2 separate regions of the Homo sapiens genome follow, and region 2 is linked to region 1. The links are chromatin loops, found by intact Hi-C in ENCODE. Cell type or tissue: heart right ventricle. All regions are shown on one strand. Links, peaks and the distances in the headings refer to the core of each region. The heading gives the core; the rest is flanking DNA. Region 1 overlaps LOC124900868. Region 2 overlaps PPA2 (inorganic pyrophosphatase 2).

Region 1 (8,346 bases), core at 191-8,190:
TGGATTTCTCCTTTAGGGGCTCCTCCTCTTTCTCTCGAACCTCGAGAGTGGTGTTCCTCCGTTTCTCTTCTGGAGTTCCACTTTTCTTCTCCCTCAGTGTATGAGATTATTTTCCTCAACTGCCATCTTTATGCTGATGATTCACAAATTTCTAACTCCAGTCTGGATCTTTTTTCTGAATTTCGGGCTCAGATACCCAGCTACTCACTGTGTATCTCATAATGGATGTCCTTCCAGTGCCTGAAACTTAACTTGTTCATCGTGATTTCTTCTTCCCACAACCCCCAAACTCCTACTCCCAGGTCCTTCTATCTTCTTTTTATCTCCAGTGAAAGCCACTACCAACCATTTTGTCGGCCAGGTCAGAAACCTGGCTGACATCCTCAATCCTGCCTCTGCCTCACCCTGCTCCAAGGTAGTTACTGTGCTCCATTCCTGCTACTTCTGTTAATACCTCTGGATCTACCCATTTCTATCTTCTCTATTATTGCCTAATTTCTCATCTAGACCACTCTAATTTTTCTACTCTCTCCTCATAGGTGTCCTAGCCTCTGTTATTGTGTTCTCTCAATCCATTTTCCCCACAGCAACTACAAAAATATTTTCAAAGCCCAAATCTAATCATTTTCTTCTCTTTTCAAATCGATTATTGATTTCTCAGTCCACTTAAGCCACATTCCAAAACCCTTACCATGATTTAAAGTAACCCTCATAATCTGATCCCTGCAAACTGCTGCATCCCAATAGTATGAACTCTTCCTCTTTACTTTCTGTAAGGCTTTTGGAATTAATTTTATTTCATCAAACATGTCATGCTCTCTTATGTCTCTAATATAGATACAGTCGTTTATCTAAAGCAAGCACTTTTCTCTGACTTACCACTTGGCCTGAATAATTCCTATTCATCCTTTAGATCTCAGTTCAAATGTTACTTCCATGGAAAGATCTCCCTGAACCTACAAGGATGAATATTAAGCACCCTTCCTATTGCATCCTGGCATACTTTTATTCACATAACTCAAAATATAGAACAAGGCTGGGAAAATAGAGCATGAGAAATGCCACTACTAATGTGAAACAAGAATGAAGAACAAATATGTGTCATTCTTTTTTTTTTTTTTTAGAAAAAGACATTTATTCAGCGTCACGATCTGACTATTACATTTAGCAATCAAAGCATGGGTGCAAAAAAAAATCTACATTAAAACCCTTTGTTGGAATGCTTTACACTTTCCACAGAACAGGAACTAAAATACCCTGTTACACAATTAGTCACAAATACAGTCCTCGAGTTTTTTGCCCATACACATGAGTATTTGTCTAAAACATGTCTTCTTTGTAGCAGCTAGGCCCTGCCACCACTGTGCTTGGCTGAGTTCACAAATCTGTTGTAACCTGTAGCTTCCCTGTCATTCTTATAACACAGTTGTGAGAGACGTTCTATGACATTATTTCCATCTACTTCTGATCCTTCTGTATTTTGGGGATTTCCTGGGCAGATCTCCATGATGACACAGTTTACTCTGTTTGATTTTGGTCACGGACTGATTAAACTGTCTCTCTAGAATGTAGAAATCAAAACACAAATGACACATTAGTCTCTTAATGTATCACCATAAACTATGATAAATTAGAAATTCACATTTGAGCAACCATTTATGTAATGGAAATGAGAATAACAAGCCTTCATTTCTACAGTTTTTTTTAACAAAAAAAATTCTGTAAATGTGTCCTGACTAGGTTAGATTTTATTCATCTCAAATTCTTTGGTAAGCTCCTCCCTCCTCTCAATTCATGGCACATACCTTTCAGGAGCAAAGCAATTCAAAAGTCCCAACTAAAAGTGGGAACTATAACTATTTCCTTGGTCACCCCACAGCTATGATTTTGAATTTTATAAATTACTACAAAAATTCACATCTTTCCCATTGGCTCCCATCAATAAGTCTCTCAAAAGTAAAAATGTATGCTACCAAGTAAAGTAATTATTGTTTCAAAAAGCTAATGATTCTATAATAAATACATTCTACATTTGCCCTTTTTCTAAAGATATTGGATATGCAATAAGCATTATTGCTCGGTAAGCAGCCTTGTTGGAGAACATTATTATTTACCAGAATTATATGAAATTTTTCTTTTCATGAAATAGTTTAGAGCAAAATGTTTCACTCATTCCAGATTGTATGCATCAAGTTTCATTCTGAGTTTTTGTTTCATTAGAAAATATGTGAATTTGAAACTCTAAACTAAATCCACCAAGCCCCATCCCTCCAGCCTTAATCAATAAAAAGGGGAATTGTTTCAATAAATTTCAAAATTTAAAAAAAAAACTTTTCATAAAACTTTCAGTTTATAAACTTCTGGTCTAATGATTTTTTCTCATTACTTACACACACACACACACACACACACACACACACACACACACACACACAAACTTCTCTCCCTCTAGCTCTTTCTCTCTCCTCTCTCTCCCCTTCATCCAAACATCTTTCTCAGTTGCTTTGAAGGGGAGACAGCAAGTAAGAGCTCCAAACATTTTGTCTTTCATGCCTTTGAATAACTTATTCTTTCCCTTAGAAATGCTTTTAGGGAACAGATTAACTTTCATCTCACATTTGGAATAAACAGAATTACTATCACAGTGGATGGCCTACTTAAAAAAAATACACAAAGCACTCTCTTCCTAAATGTTTCCTTTACTGTAGCATTCTCCTCTATCTGTGTGAGCACAGGCAAGGAATGAAAATGTATCAACCTATGATACAATGTCACAAGTTGGTAAGAGCTTCTTTTCTGCCTTCAGGAAAGAATTAAAGTTGGCTATTTCCCTTTAGTTTGTGGAAAGAATACTGAAGAAAACTTGAATTTGAGAATTTATCACCTGCTGTGTCACCATGGGCAAGTTCTTAATCTCTCTGACACGTTCCTTCATGTATTAAACACATGTTCCCTGGTGTTAAAAAAGTAAAATTCAATAAAATGGAAATTATAATGGTCTTACCTGTTTTCAAGATTACTGTAAATACTAAATGACATAATGCATTTTAAAGGTTTTTTGTAGGTTTTCAGTAGTGGAGGCTAGACTACAATCTTGGATCCTATCATATACTTATTGCCTAAGTTTAACACTTCCAATAAGTGTGTTTTTGGAGTTTCTCTTTCTAAATTTTTTGAATATCTATTTTTGACCTCACACTACCTTTACCTTTAACAGCAATTCTCACTTATCAAAATTATGACTTTACTGTTTCACCAAATTTAAATTTAGAGACTCTCTCATTCTTGTTCACTAGTAGACAGTGCCTATTGACATTGTGTTACTAAAGGGGTTTCAGAAAATTTTCTTCATTAAAATTTATCATCATCACCCTAGGATCAGCATGCACCTGACCACTAATCCATGCTAAAGAAACCCTTCTTCAATAGTTCTCACTGTCTTGCATCTTCCTATCCAGTCAAACTAGGGCCAGTGTTCATAAGATTTCAGAGAACCTCAATGAAATGCTCCTTTGGGATTTGTTTTTGCTATTCTGATGTGTGTGTGTGTGTGTCTGTGTGTGTGTGTTTTCACCTTCTACCCTAGCCTGTCAGAAACCCCTGTTTTGTGGTCCCTGCTTGGATATAATTTATTCTCTTGAGTATACAAGTCATTGTGAAATGCAGAACAATTGCCTGGCAACCAACCCATGTTCACTTTAGTGGTATGCCTAATTACTAACAGATCAAGGTTTTCTGCCAAATCATAATAATATTGTACTCTGAGATATAACATAAGAAAACAAATTAAACAGAGGTTGGTAGTGCAGAGCTTCGCAGGAAACTACTTAGCCTCTCATGCTTGCACAGGCTTTGAGTTGGATCTGAGTCAGAGCTCAATTTTCCCACACATCTCCAGAAAATATGAAAACACACTTTAGAAGATTTGAAGAAAATTGGATATCAACTAATAGCTACCTTACTTCCTTTTTAATTTGCCTTCTCCATATAGGGTGTCTGTCGGAAAGGGAATAATTTAACTTACTGGGGCCTAAACATTGTTTAATCTCTATAGGTCTTCCTTCCAGGAAGAATTGCACTAACTGTTAGCATGATGCCAGATAATAACACTCATAAACTATTGCATGACTATTATTTTGGAAAAAGAAAAAAAATCATATTCAACTGGTCTAATTGCCAAGATTATAGGAATGGCTTAAAAACTTTAAAATTTTTGACACAACTCTATCAGTAGAATTTTCCCATGAGAATAACAACAACAACAAAACAGAATATTCTTCACACATGGAACTCAGGCAATGTTCAGTACTTCTTTCTCCCCACTGCTTCAGGGCATTGTTCCTGTCACTTACATTTCCCCCTAATCATTCTTATTCACTACTGATGATCTGAGTCATTCTTCAGCTGCTAATTATGTCTTCCTCAATTTTTTGACCTATCACAAGAGAATTCAGAAATATTTAATCAATATGAAATATCAAAAGAGTTAAAGGCAGCTTTGCAGGATCTTTGCAAAGGAAAGAGTTCCACTATACTATAGAGAGATATATAAAGTCTGTTCTTTGTCATAGGATGTTCTATGAATGATAATATTGTGTGCCTGTTAACTATTCATAATAGGTGTAAACACTAAATGTTTTTATTGCGTTCTCACACATTAAGCCATCCCAGTGATTTTCAAGCACAGTTTGTACATCTCATTGTGAATCATTCAAAAAGTATTGTTACTCCTGCCCCATCCCAGACCTCCTTAATCAGAATCTCCAAAAGGCCTGCGGGGGTAGAGGAGGGTAACCTAGTCATGCATATTTTTCAAAAGCTCCCTAAATTAGATTTTGTTTTCCCAATTGAAAGGTTTGGTGCTATCCCATTCTGAGCATTTTATTAATATCACCAAAGACCCATGTCCGATTAATGATTTCAGTAGATGGCGCTCTTTCCACCTGCCAGCTTCCTTGCTTGGCGGAATGAACCCTAAGCCATTCATAAAAGTCAAGGGCAGGTCAAAGGTGCAATTCCCACCAATATTGAAAACATACACTAGAACTTACCTTTGCAAACCAATTGTTAGTCGGTTAAGACACACGTTAAAGTGGTGGTGGGGAAGGGGTACAGTATCACATTTGCTTATTACATGAATGTAATTATTCTTCTGAAGAGTTCAAGAATGTCAACTCCCTGGCACAAAATTGGAAACTAAAGAAACAGAGTAGAAAGCAGTGATTTTTTTTATAAAGTAGAGATTTGGACAAAAGAGGTTTTTTTAAAAATATGAGAAAGATATAGGAAATACTGATGTTACTGCTATACAACATACTGTGTGAAAAACTTATGATGGGGCAAACATAGATGTCTGTATCTGCTAAATTGGGAGACAGCACCAGGTAGCCTGCAAGATCATCAGCTTTAGAGTCAGCTAACCCTGATTGAGACAATTCTTCCCGCTATTTTATAGCAACCAAGTTACTTAGCCCTTAATTCTCAACAAGATATTACCTACTTTACTTGGTTATAATAAGCATTAAATTAAAAGAGATAATGAATGTAAAACAATTATTTCAATGCTTGGTGCACAGCCAGTATTTAACCAATAAACTTACTTTTGGAGTGCTAAGTAAATGTAGGTGCTGAGTTTTTAATTTTTTAAGTAGCAAAGGATAATAGAAAATTAACATGAGGTTTTGAAGGGAAGATTCCTTTACCAGTCAGTACTAATAATGGTGAGAAAAAAATTAGAGGAGGATAAGCAGGAAAAAAACAGAAGGTTAGCTTTGGTATAATAAAAAAGGCCTAAACCTTAATTCACAAAATTTAGATTTGTAAGGTGCTCTCTATTTACAGGATGTCTGACCCTAAGTAAATCAATTAATCTCATCTTTAATATTTATATGATGGAAATTACATTAAATAAATCACTTAACCTCACCTTTAATATTTATATGATGGAAATTACATTAAATGCCATTTTTAATATGACATCATTTTGCATATTAAGTCATAATACACATAAAATGCCAAAAAACTATAGAGTCCTATAAAATGGTGCTGAGGTAATTATTAATAGTTAAATTTTATTGATTACTGAAATTCATCAATAAAGTTAAAAATTATTCTTTCAAAATAAAATGAGATACTAAGTGAGTTAGTAAATTTGGATGAGGACAAAAAGAGTAGTTACTGGATTGTGAAGTCAGAATTTATGAAAAGAAAAAGTATTCCCTAAAATTGTAAGAGATTGGTATTAGCAATATTTGCAATAATTGTGGAGGAATTTCCATGATGTTGTCCCACTAATGATTCTAATATTCTTTCATTTTCTTTTTGAGACAGAGTCTTGCACTATCACCCAGGCTGGAGTTCAGTGGTACAATCATGGCTCACGTGGCTCACAGTCTTGAATTCCTGGGCTTAAGTGATCCTCCTCAGTAATATTCTTTCTATAATGCCTTTGCCAATACTTTTCAGTTTATCTTATATTCTACTTTGCCCCCATTAAATTAGTACACACATTGGATAGTTCCTGATTTCATTAATTTAATATTATATAATTTGTATTTTTTCCTTAAAATTTTCAAATTATATAAAGAAAAATTAACCAAATAAAATCAGATTAGGAAAAAAGTAACTAGAAATCATAAGAGATTCTATCGAGATTCTCATCATATTATAATCCCTGGGTTTAGACAATAATTTTTATTAATAATAATTTATATTAATAAGCTAAAATATTATATCTCAATATGTCATCTATTGGAGACTGTTGAAACTTAGTATTCTGTGTTAAATACGTACCTACATATAATGTGCAGTAATGTAACCAAACAAAATAAATAAGAAAGCTTTTTAACCGCAGTGACTGCTATGCTGTTTGATGGTCAATTGTCTTTTAAGCATACAGAGAATCTTTATCATGTTATACTTCAGAAACATGTTTTTGGAGATGGGAAACAACAGGCCATGATTTTATGTTTTTGTTAAACCAGTATAATTCTTTCAAAGCAGTGTATATCACAACTATTTCTCTGTGTTGAAGAGAGTATCAAGTTCTTAAAGAAAAATGTAATCCCAGCACTTTGGGAGGCTGAGGTAGGAGGAGCACGAGGTCAGGAGTTGGAGAGCAGACAGGAGAATTGCTTGAATCCGGGAGGTGGAGGTTGCGGTGAGCAGAGATCGCGCCACTCACTCCGTCCTGGGTGACAGAGTGAGACTCCGTTTCAAAAAAAAAAAAAAAGAAAGAAAGAAAGAACATTTTCTATTCTGCAGGTGGGAGGAAATGAAGAATGCACCTATTATTTTTGTGTTAGTACAACATAAAAAAAATTTGCATTGTAAAGCAAACTACCATCATCAGCTCTTTAATGGACAGCAGCAGACAGGAAACTGCCTCCACCCTGAGACTTAAAGACTGAGCAACTGAGTTAGATAGCAGGTGCGCAGGCCAATCAAGTCAATTTTCTAACACAGAGTAGCATGTTGTGGAACTTGTTCTATTAGTCTTTTTTCTCTGTTAAGGAAGCAAGGATCTCTCTGTATGGAAGCAGTGCTGCTATTTCTAGTTTGAGGAAAAAAATGGTAAAGAATTTGATAATTAATTGTTGTTAAAACAGCAAATTATATTTTAAACACAGATTGTCCACACCTGTAGGAGGAGGAATCTCAAGAATGCACACAATTAATAAAAGCTGGTTCTGAATTACCCATACAAGTGCGCACTGCGTTCAGTAAACAACTGATTTGCAAACTATATCCTTTCTTTCCCAGAAATAGCAGGAGGAAGTTTTTCAAATCAAAAAAAAAATCTAACTAAAATATTTTATACGTGAAGGCCTGCAGAATTTTACTTCCTTTTGCTGTTGAAAAATCACAATAGCCAAGAGGAGTAATGTATTTTATTTTAACTTTTAAAAAGTCATGATGGTTAAGGGTAGAGTGGAGGTGCAGAGAAAGAAGTTGGCAAGAAAATGTTCAGGGCCTGTTGTAAAACCAACTGCAACCCAAACATGATTCCAAATAGGTAAGAACACCCTGTTACAACAGAGAGCAGTTTTCAAAGAAGAAATGAGAGGGAGGTGACCTGAAAGATCATTTCCCAGTTATAACTAAAGGAACCTACGGATACTTTTATATTAAACACATGCTAATATAATATTTTCCACATATTATTAAATGTAAGAAGATATATAATTATATACTTCTATAGTCAGAAACAAAATAACTCCTAGAAGTAAATGGTTTGTTACTGTAGTAGTAGTAACTACCTGGGCACTTACCTAGTGCTCTTATTAAAAACTCACCACAACTCTGCTGTCTTACAGGTTGTTGAACAGATTGAAAGAAACCGATACC
Region 2 (8,346 bases), core at 207-8,206, 230 kb after region 1:
CAACATAGAAGTGCTATAATATGAAAGGTTTAGATAAAGCTTGTATTGTAAAATTTGACTACACAAAAAATGCCCCAAATGGGATAGTATCGCAAAGAAACAATTTGTTAGCTTACCATATAAGGAATACAGTTTGCTTTCCCATGAAATCATGTCTATGGATTTACTCCTTTCTAAACATGTCATACTTGACTCACAGTAAATAGTTCTCATATTTCTTCCAAATCTGCAAGTTGAATGTTCTTCTAATATTTTATATTAAAACAAAAAGCCAAAATCTTGCAATATTTTGAAAGACAAATGATGTGTGCACATGCTTAAATTCTGAAAATTCACTACAGAGCATTTTTACTTGTTTATTAAAACAGCTTCAAATAATGGTAATAAAAATATTATATTTATTTTTAATTCTATAACTATAGATTTTAAGATCTTCAGCTAAAATAAGTGATTCATTAAAAAAAGATAAATATCTAAATGTAAGAGTTTTTTTTTAATTAAATCTTTTAAAATTAAATGTATCAGAACTGGCTGGAATATCTCAGTACTTCAGCGAAAAAAAAAGTCACCGTACAATCAAATCATTTTCTAACCTAGAAAAGTAGTTAAATGCATTCTCCTTATTTTCTGAGTTAGAAAATATTTCATCTGAAATTTTAGCGACTATTTTAAAAATATTTCACTTAGCTTATACAGCTTTTCAATTTATCTATTTTATTTTTAGTTTTAGTTTTTGGCTTCCACTACTGTAAACAAATAAATTTATACATGTTACTCTTAATGAATCAAAATATACTATACCTTCTTCATTACTTTCTTTATTTGGTGAAGATGATACCTGGAAATAAAAACAGAGAAAGAATCTCTGTTACAATAAATATTTATATGTGGAAAGCGCATCCAGAAGTTTTTTCACGAAATTATAGAAGAAAGTTTACACACAATGGATCTCTAACCTGAAAAAGGTAAATATTCCCCTTTGCTTTTCATTATCATTGTTCATTCTTTCAGATAAACAAACAACAGACTTAGAGTAAAATAAAAATACTTGAAAATATTTTTTATCTTAACCCATGGAATCCACTGAAGGTCTTGCAGCTAGGAATGAGAAGAGAGGTTTTCTTTCAATGGCTTCCGCAGCTAATGTCTTGAAAGTTAAAATCAAGCACACACACACACATATTTAAATATATGTTTGTTCATGCTTGCTATAAAACACACACTTGCTAAAAAATTTATCTGTCTTCTAGAACTTTAAATTATTGTTTCTATTTATTCTGATGGCTGGGCCAAGATTCTGAGAACAGACAAGTTTGAAGAAACATTTTTATGCAATAGTTTTTTTCCCCATAATTAAGAATAATACTTTTTAGCACTCCATTGGAAGATCTATTTTCCATAAGGAAGAAGCCATAAAGATTTAGTTTAAAGAATCATTAGAATTTACATCTATGTGACCACCATCCAAGTAGAGAAATGAAACATGCCAGGCCCCTCCCCAACTATGACCCCTTCCTTCCTAGCAATAACCCTACCCTACCCTGATTTTATAACACACTTTTCAGATTTCAAATTTAATAATTAACTTCTAATTCTCTGAATTTGCTGACCTTCAATAGATAGGAAATACCTGCCTCTAGCATTTAAGTCTGAGGCAGAGGTCCAAATGTACAAATATATATCTAAATATTTAAAAGTTACAATAACTCAGGCTAACAACTGATGAATATATATATGAAATGTGTTCCATCTCACTATCTTGATACAAATACCTTTGTAATGACCTGGAAACTCTCATTTAGGATTCCAGACACCTTAGAGACATGTGTCTGGATGCAGCAGAGGAAGGAAAAGAGGCCCTCATCCTGCTCCACTTCTCTCCCTATTCCAGGCTCCTTTCTGTATTTCAAGGGCCTCATCTGCACATGGGTAATAATTTAGTAGCCCACATATCTAGGCACCTTTTACCTCCAAACAGCCACCCACCGGCCCCTGCAGAAGTAACGGTGGGTACAAAGTCCATAGAGTCAGGAGCGTGGACCTGGGGAGATGTGTAGCCTGGTTTCTACACAGGCCCCAGAAACAGGCTTAAACCTGTCTGGGCAGAGGATTCCAGGGTCCTGGGTAGCCAGGATGTGGTCTAGAATGGGGGCATGCCTCCTAGTGAGTCTAACTTTGGCCCCTTGTGGGGATGTGGTCTAGAATGGGGGCATGCCTCCTGGTGAATCTATAACTTTGGCCCCTTGGTCTTCTTGCCCTACGGTGAGATATGTGACTGAATAACGGCCAAGTATGACCCTCCAAAAAGCAGGATCTGAGGAAGGCTCTCCGTGCTTAAATCTAAGGGCAGTACTGAATAGCCACCACTCCACCAGAAGAAAGATTTATATTTCAGCAATATTAAAATATTCCCTATGATAGCTAATTTTATGTGTCAACTTGGAGGGTGTTTTTAGATGAGATTAACATTTAAACCAGTGAACTCTGAATAATGCAGATTACCCTCCATAATGTTGGTAGGCCCCATCTGATCAGTTGAAGGCTTTAATAGAACAAAAAGACTAGTCTGTCCCAAGCAAAAGGGAATTCTCCAGGAGACAGCCATCAGATTTCATCTGCTCAACTGGCTCTCCTGGGTCTCCAGGCTGCTGGCCTTCACACTGGAACTGCATCATCTGCTTTCCTGAGTCTCCAGCCCACCAGCCCAACTGCAAATTTTGGACTTGCCAAGCCACTATAATCATGTAAGCCAATTCCTTATAATAAATCTCTTTCTGTATATGCACATCCAATTGGTTCTGACTCTCTGGAGAATCCTAATAAATTCCCCCAAATCATAAATAGTTTAAAGTTATTACTCTTTCTACTCTGTTTTAAGAAAAAAGCTGAACAAACAGACTTTGTTTTATTTTCTTTATATCAAAGAAAAGGATAGTGTAACCATGTAAATAAAATTACAATTTTTATCTTTTTGTTTGTTTGTTTTAGAGATGGAGTCTCGCTAAGTTGCCCAGGCTGGTCTTGAACTTCTGGGCTCAAACTTTCCTCCCACCTTGGTCTCCCAAAGTGCTAGGATAACAGGCATGAGCACCGTGCCTGGCCTAAAATTACAATTTTTAAAAACATCCTTTAGTTTTTCCAAGTACTTCAAAAAGAATAAAATCTCTACTCAGTTTGTGCACAAAGAAAAATTCTTAACCATCGTTGGTTTTGAGGATGGTAGAATTTAAATCTGGGTATGACAGTAACACAACATAAAAATTGTACTCCTTGAGATTAGGCATTTGGGATTTGACGGCTCTGTTTTTCTAAACAGACCATAAAACGGGTTAACCTGCTTATTCTATGAAATTGCTATATACTCCTTAAATTGTGCAGGATGCCTATTTGTGTCCTGCACAATTTAAGGACAGTATAACAATACAAAATTTTTTTTCTCAAATTAGCTGTTTAGATTTCCTGCTTAAAATTAGCAGCTGCTTCTTGTTGGAGTGCCAAACATTTCAGAGGAATAAAATGTACAGTGTATAAAAATAGAATAATTGAGCAGCTTCTCGTTAACCTAAAAAGTATTACAGTAAAGAAATGGGCAAGCTACTCTAAAACATTTATCATTACATTTTATTTTAAAATAATTTCCAGAATGGTTTTATTTCTTCATTCTTAAAATACATTTCTCAATTGATAGAATATATTCAGAATATACAAAGCCATATGATATATATTTAAATACACACACACACACACACACACACACACACCCCATCATAGGTAAGTCTGACACTCAGAGATAATGATAAAGTTTGAAGGTAATTTAAAAAAATACCATATTAAAAGAGAAACTGTCATTTAAATTTGAAAACATCAGTAATAATGGATTCATGATAAACATCAGCTATTTGACTCTTTATCTACAGTCAATGATTTCCTGGTGCTTAAACATAACAACAAATATAACATTTACTTACAGAAAATGGAACAAAGAGATGTATGGAGCAGTACCCAAAAGATTACTAATCCCAACTCTTCACTCTCAGGGGATACTATGATTACATTTTCATTGTAAGAAACTAAAAAAATAACTTTTAGTTACTTACTTCTAAATTTCTTTTAATGTAATTACTTACCTCATCTAATTTCTTAGTAGGAAAAGAATGTGGACATCCTCTACTCACCCAAAATAAATTCTCCACCAACAATGAGTATTGTTTTATAGTCTCATTCTAAAAATGCTACTTCCACGGCTGGGTGTGGTGGCTTACGCCTGTAATCTTAGCACTTTGGGAAGCCAAGGCAGGTAGATCCACTTGAGCTCAGGAGTTTGAGACCAGCCCCGGCAACATAGTGAGACTGTGTCTTTTATTAAATAATTAATTAATAAAAATGCTATCTACTCCTCTTCCTCATCCCAAAAATCCTTCTCATTATCTTTATATCTTTAATTGCTTTCAAAAACTCTAACGGTTTCATTGCCAAAGTATTCCTTTCTTTTCTGTTTATATATAAACTGTATTTTAAACAAATATAAACTGTTAATACAACTGCTCTGTACTTAAGTGTCTCTCTCTCAAATAACTCTACCAGGTCCCTATAAGCATTTTCACCTGTAAGTTACATTTGTCCAAATGAACAAACATGACACACTGAACCAATATAAAGTATCCTGCTTTACTATATATAACAAAGGGATTGACATTCTGTCATTTTACTAAAAGAGTTCAAAATTAAAGGGAAAAAAATAGGTTCCCAATTTTTCATTCAGGTGATGCAAGGTTTTAGTTGAATTAAAGTGCCTTGGACATTGTCTTTCTTTTTCTTTTTTCTTTTTTTTTTTTTTTTAGAGACGGGGTTTTACCATGTTGGCCAGGCTGGTCTGGAACTCCTGAACTCAATTGATCTACCCGCCTCGGTCTCCTTAAGTGCTGGGATTACAGGTGTGAGCCACTGTGCCCAGCCGGACATTGTCTTTCTGCATTGTATTTCCACACTTCATAAAGCAGTTATGCTACATTCATTTTACTTTTCACACAATCCTTTTCTGATTTTTCGCTTTAGAATCAACAATATAGGTTCAATTCTTAGTTATTCATAAAGAAGACATAAAAATATTTTAAGTTCATGTAAGTTTAATCTATTAATACTTCCTCTTCAAGAATGCATTTAAATGGCTAGTAGCTAAGTAAATGATTGGTTTTACTTTCACTAACTTTGTCTACCATCCGGTGGTAATGCACAGCAAAGCTGTTAAGGGGCAAAAAGAGAAAGAAGAGGGAGAAATAAAACTAAAATAATGTCTTTTCTTCATAAATCAGGGTCTGGTTCTAATCAGACCCTGATTTATGAAGAAAAGGCATTATTTAAAACATTTTTAAATGAATTCCCATAAGGATGTTCATTCTCAGGGTCATAAATAAAACAAATCTGTATGACATAAATATTGTAGTGTGATCTTACTAGAAAATTACATCCTAAGATCAGTTCTACTCTAAAAGAAAATGCAGTCCTCTTTGATGGAGATACAGCTTTGATTAAAGTGCGTGCCCATAGAGGGAAGTATTTCTTGTATAGGTAGTCTGAAGGGTCAAAGCAACCCTGGTGATAAGAGGGTATCCCAGCCAGATTAACCTCAGAGATTAGTTCTGAGCTGACTCAGTTTCAATAACCAGATGCCAGGGAATGCCTTCTCCTTGTGGACCATGCAAGGAAGCTGTTACTGTCATGTTATCAGGAAAGCCCTAAATAGAGATAAAGGAGATGCCCAAAGGAACCATTTGAGGAACATGCTGTTACAAGTCCTATCCGAGAACATGACAATGAACTTCACCATTCTTCTGCTGGTCATTACTTCTCCTACTTATAACTATTTAAAATATTAATTAATTGGTTATTTTCTTATTAAAATGCAGAACCTCTAAGAGTGTGGTTCTAAGCTGACTGCTTTATTAATCCATCTTGTGATCCTTAGGAAAAATAAAACATGGCTTTGGTGTGATTTTAAGTGCTATTATTCCAAATGATAACAATGCCTCAGACTCACATGAAATGCTTATATTGATGGATTCAGCTAAAGTCCTTCACCCGGATTCATCTTTGAGTCTCTACATCAATGCCAATATGCATTTATGGGATGACTGATAACGTTTTGGGATGAAATAGATGGCCACACTACATGCTGATGTTAACCGTCACTGGGATTCACTTTATGGCCTTGGCCTCCTGAATGCACTGCTTTTTACAATTCAGCTAAGAAGTCTTGCATCAACTATAAGACAACCATCCAAATTTTATACAACACTATGGATACTGTTGCTTTACTGAGAGATAAGATCTACCAAATGTAGCAAGAAATAATACATTTATATTGAAGTTCCAATTCCCCCTTGACTTTTTTACTTCAAAACACCATCCATTTAGCATCCTATGTACCATCATCACTATCATCTCTGAGTCTTGTGTGCTCCAGGTTTATCCGAGACTAGTTTTAGTGGAAATCTGTCGATGAATAGGCAAAAACAGTCAGACTGAGGGTGCTGAGACCTCTCTGGGAGGCATTCTATCTGCTCAGTTTTAGAAGTCATTAAGCTTTTGAACTTCTTCCATCACTACTATGAGCTAGAGGTTCACAGTGGCATGGGTCTGGTTCCCTAGAACTGAGCAAGTGTATAGCTACTTACTCTTCTTGGCCTGAATTCTAGATTGTAAGAGTTTTAAATCCCTGGAGTTAGGCTGTGCACATGTCTGAAGCAAGTCTGGGAATCCTTTAGCACTGAATATGGCTCTCTCCTCAGTTCTGTATGCCACCAGTTTGTGTGTGGAGCCTCATAAAGTTCGATCATTTTTCCAGTAAAATGACTACAGTACCAAGTATTAGAGAACCTCACACATTGTTTAATTCATATTTCCCCAACTTTGCATAATGCCTAGAGTGTTCTATTTCCTCAAAGAGGAAAGTGCTTAAACAAAGCACATGGGAGAATTTTGGGGAAAAGAATTCCCAGATGGGAAGAGTGGTTAAACCAACTACTTTTCCCCTCCACTTGTTCCACCTCTTCTTCCTCCCTTTCTTCCTATTAAAGTCTCTGAAAGTAGGACTAATTCTCATATGTCTAGAAAAATTAGTAAGGCTGACTTTTCCAATACCCAACAATGGAATGGGTCAACTCATAAAGGAGTGATATCCTCATCATTAGAAGTATTGGAAAGAAGAGGCTGGAATAGAAGGGATTTCTCTCTCTTTGATCGATTTAACTCAACTACACTTATAGCAGTAATGACAATAAAACCCAACATTTATTGAATACCTTATCTGCTGGACATTTTTACCTGGATTAGCTCATTCAATTCTCCACAACAGCCTGATAAGATACTATTATTATAAGCCCCATTTTATAAATAAGAAGTCAAAGATGTAAATAAATTAAAATTTGTTTCAGGTTATAAATTAAAGAACTGAGATTTGGACTCAGATAATCTGACTTCAGAAAAAAAAATTTTTTTTCAAAAGATGTGTCATTAGACTAACATTGACCTGAAATAAACTACATGTAAAGTCTGTAATTTGATAAGTTTTGACATATATACACTCATGAAGCCATCAATATAATCAAGATAATAAACATATTCACCACTATTCCTAAAAGTTTCTCCATGGCTCTTATAAAAGAGACTGTAAAATCCTCCTTCCTGGCTCTCTCTGATCTGGTCTGCATCATTATACATTAGCTTGCATTTCCTAAAATTTTATATAAATGGTATGAAAAAATGTGTATGATATATCTGTTTTCACTCAATATTTTTTTTTAAGATTCAGCCATGTTGTGGCATGTGTCAATAATCTATTCCTTTTTATTACTGAGTAGTATTCCTCATAAATATACTACAAGTTGTTTATCCATTCATCTACTGATGAACATTTGGGTTGTTTTCAGTTTCTGTCTATCACAAAGAAAGCTGCTGCAAGCATTTGTGTACAAGTCTTTGTATGGACATACACTTCCTTTTGTCTTGGGTAAATATATATGAGTGGAATGACTTGATCACATGGATCACATGATATGTATACATTTAACTTTTCAAGAAAATACCAAAATGTTTTCCAGATGGTTGTACTATTTTGCATTCTAACCAGCAGTAAATGAGAATTGTAGTTCCTCCACGTCCTTGTTAACAGTTGGTATGCCTGGTCCTTTTACTTTCAGACATCCTAAAAGTGTGTATTAGCATGTACTGTGGTTTTAAATCTGCATTTAATAACTAAAGTTGAGCATCACTTCATGTGTTTCTTTGCCTTCTTTATAGATTTGGTGATGTGCTCATTCATATATTTTGTACTTTTTAAAAAATTCT

The links. Hi-C counts contacts between places; a loop is a spot of excess contacts. Peaks named below come from ENCODE experiments on the same cell type or tissue, not always from the same donor. Only the 100,000 strongest peaks of a DNase experiment are listed, where the experiment ranks them.
Region 2: a loop joins it to region 1, with 2.4 times the contacts of the local background. A loop is called at or near these places in 10 of 110 quality-filtered maps.

What each region holds. Positions count from the first base shown.
Region 1 is chr4:105,136,158-105,144,503 of GRCh38, forward strand. It overlaps LOC124900868, which reads right to left. Exons shown (of 3, transcript XM_047416559.1): 3 at 1,105-1,561. Among named protein-coding and RNA genes, the nearest start is that of TET2, 6.5 kb to the right of the region's middle. RefSeq lists enhancers at 4,843-4,892, 7,085-7,586. In heart right ventricle, for the core only: CTCF peaks have their summits at 4,927 (motif pointing right) and 5,132; no DNase peak of the experiment used is centred there.
Region 2 is chr4:105,370,036-105,378,381 of GRCh38, forward strand. It overlaps PPA2 (inorganic pyrophosphatase 2), which reads right to left. Exons shown (of 12, transcript NM_176869.3): 11 at 802-838. Among named protein-coding and RNA genes, the nearest start is that of TET2-AS1, 21 kb to the left of the region's middle. In heart right ventricle, for the core only: no CTCF peak of the experiment used is centred there; no DNase peak of the experiment used is centred there; H3K27ac peaks cover 1,747 bases.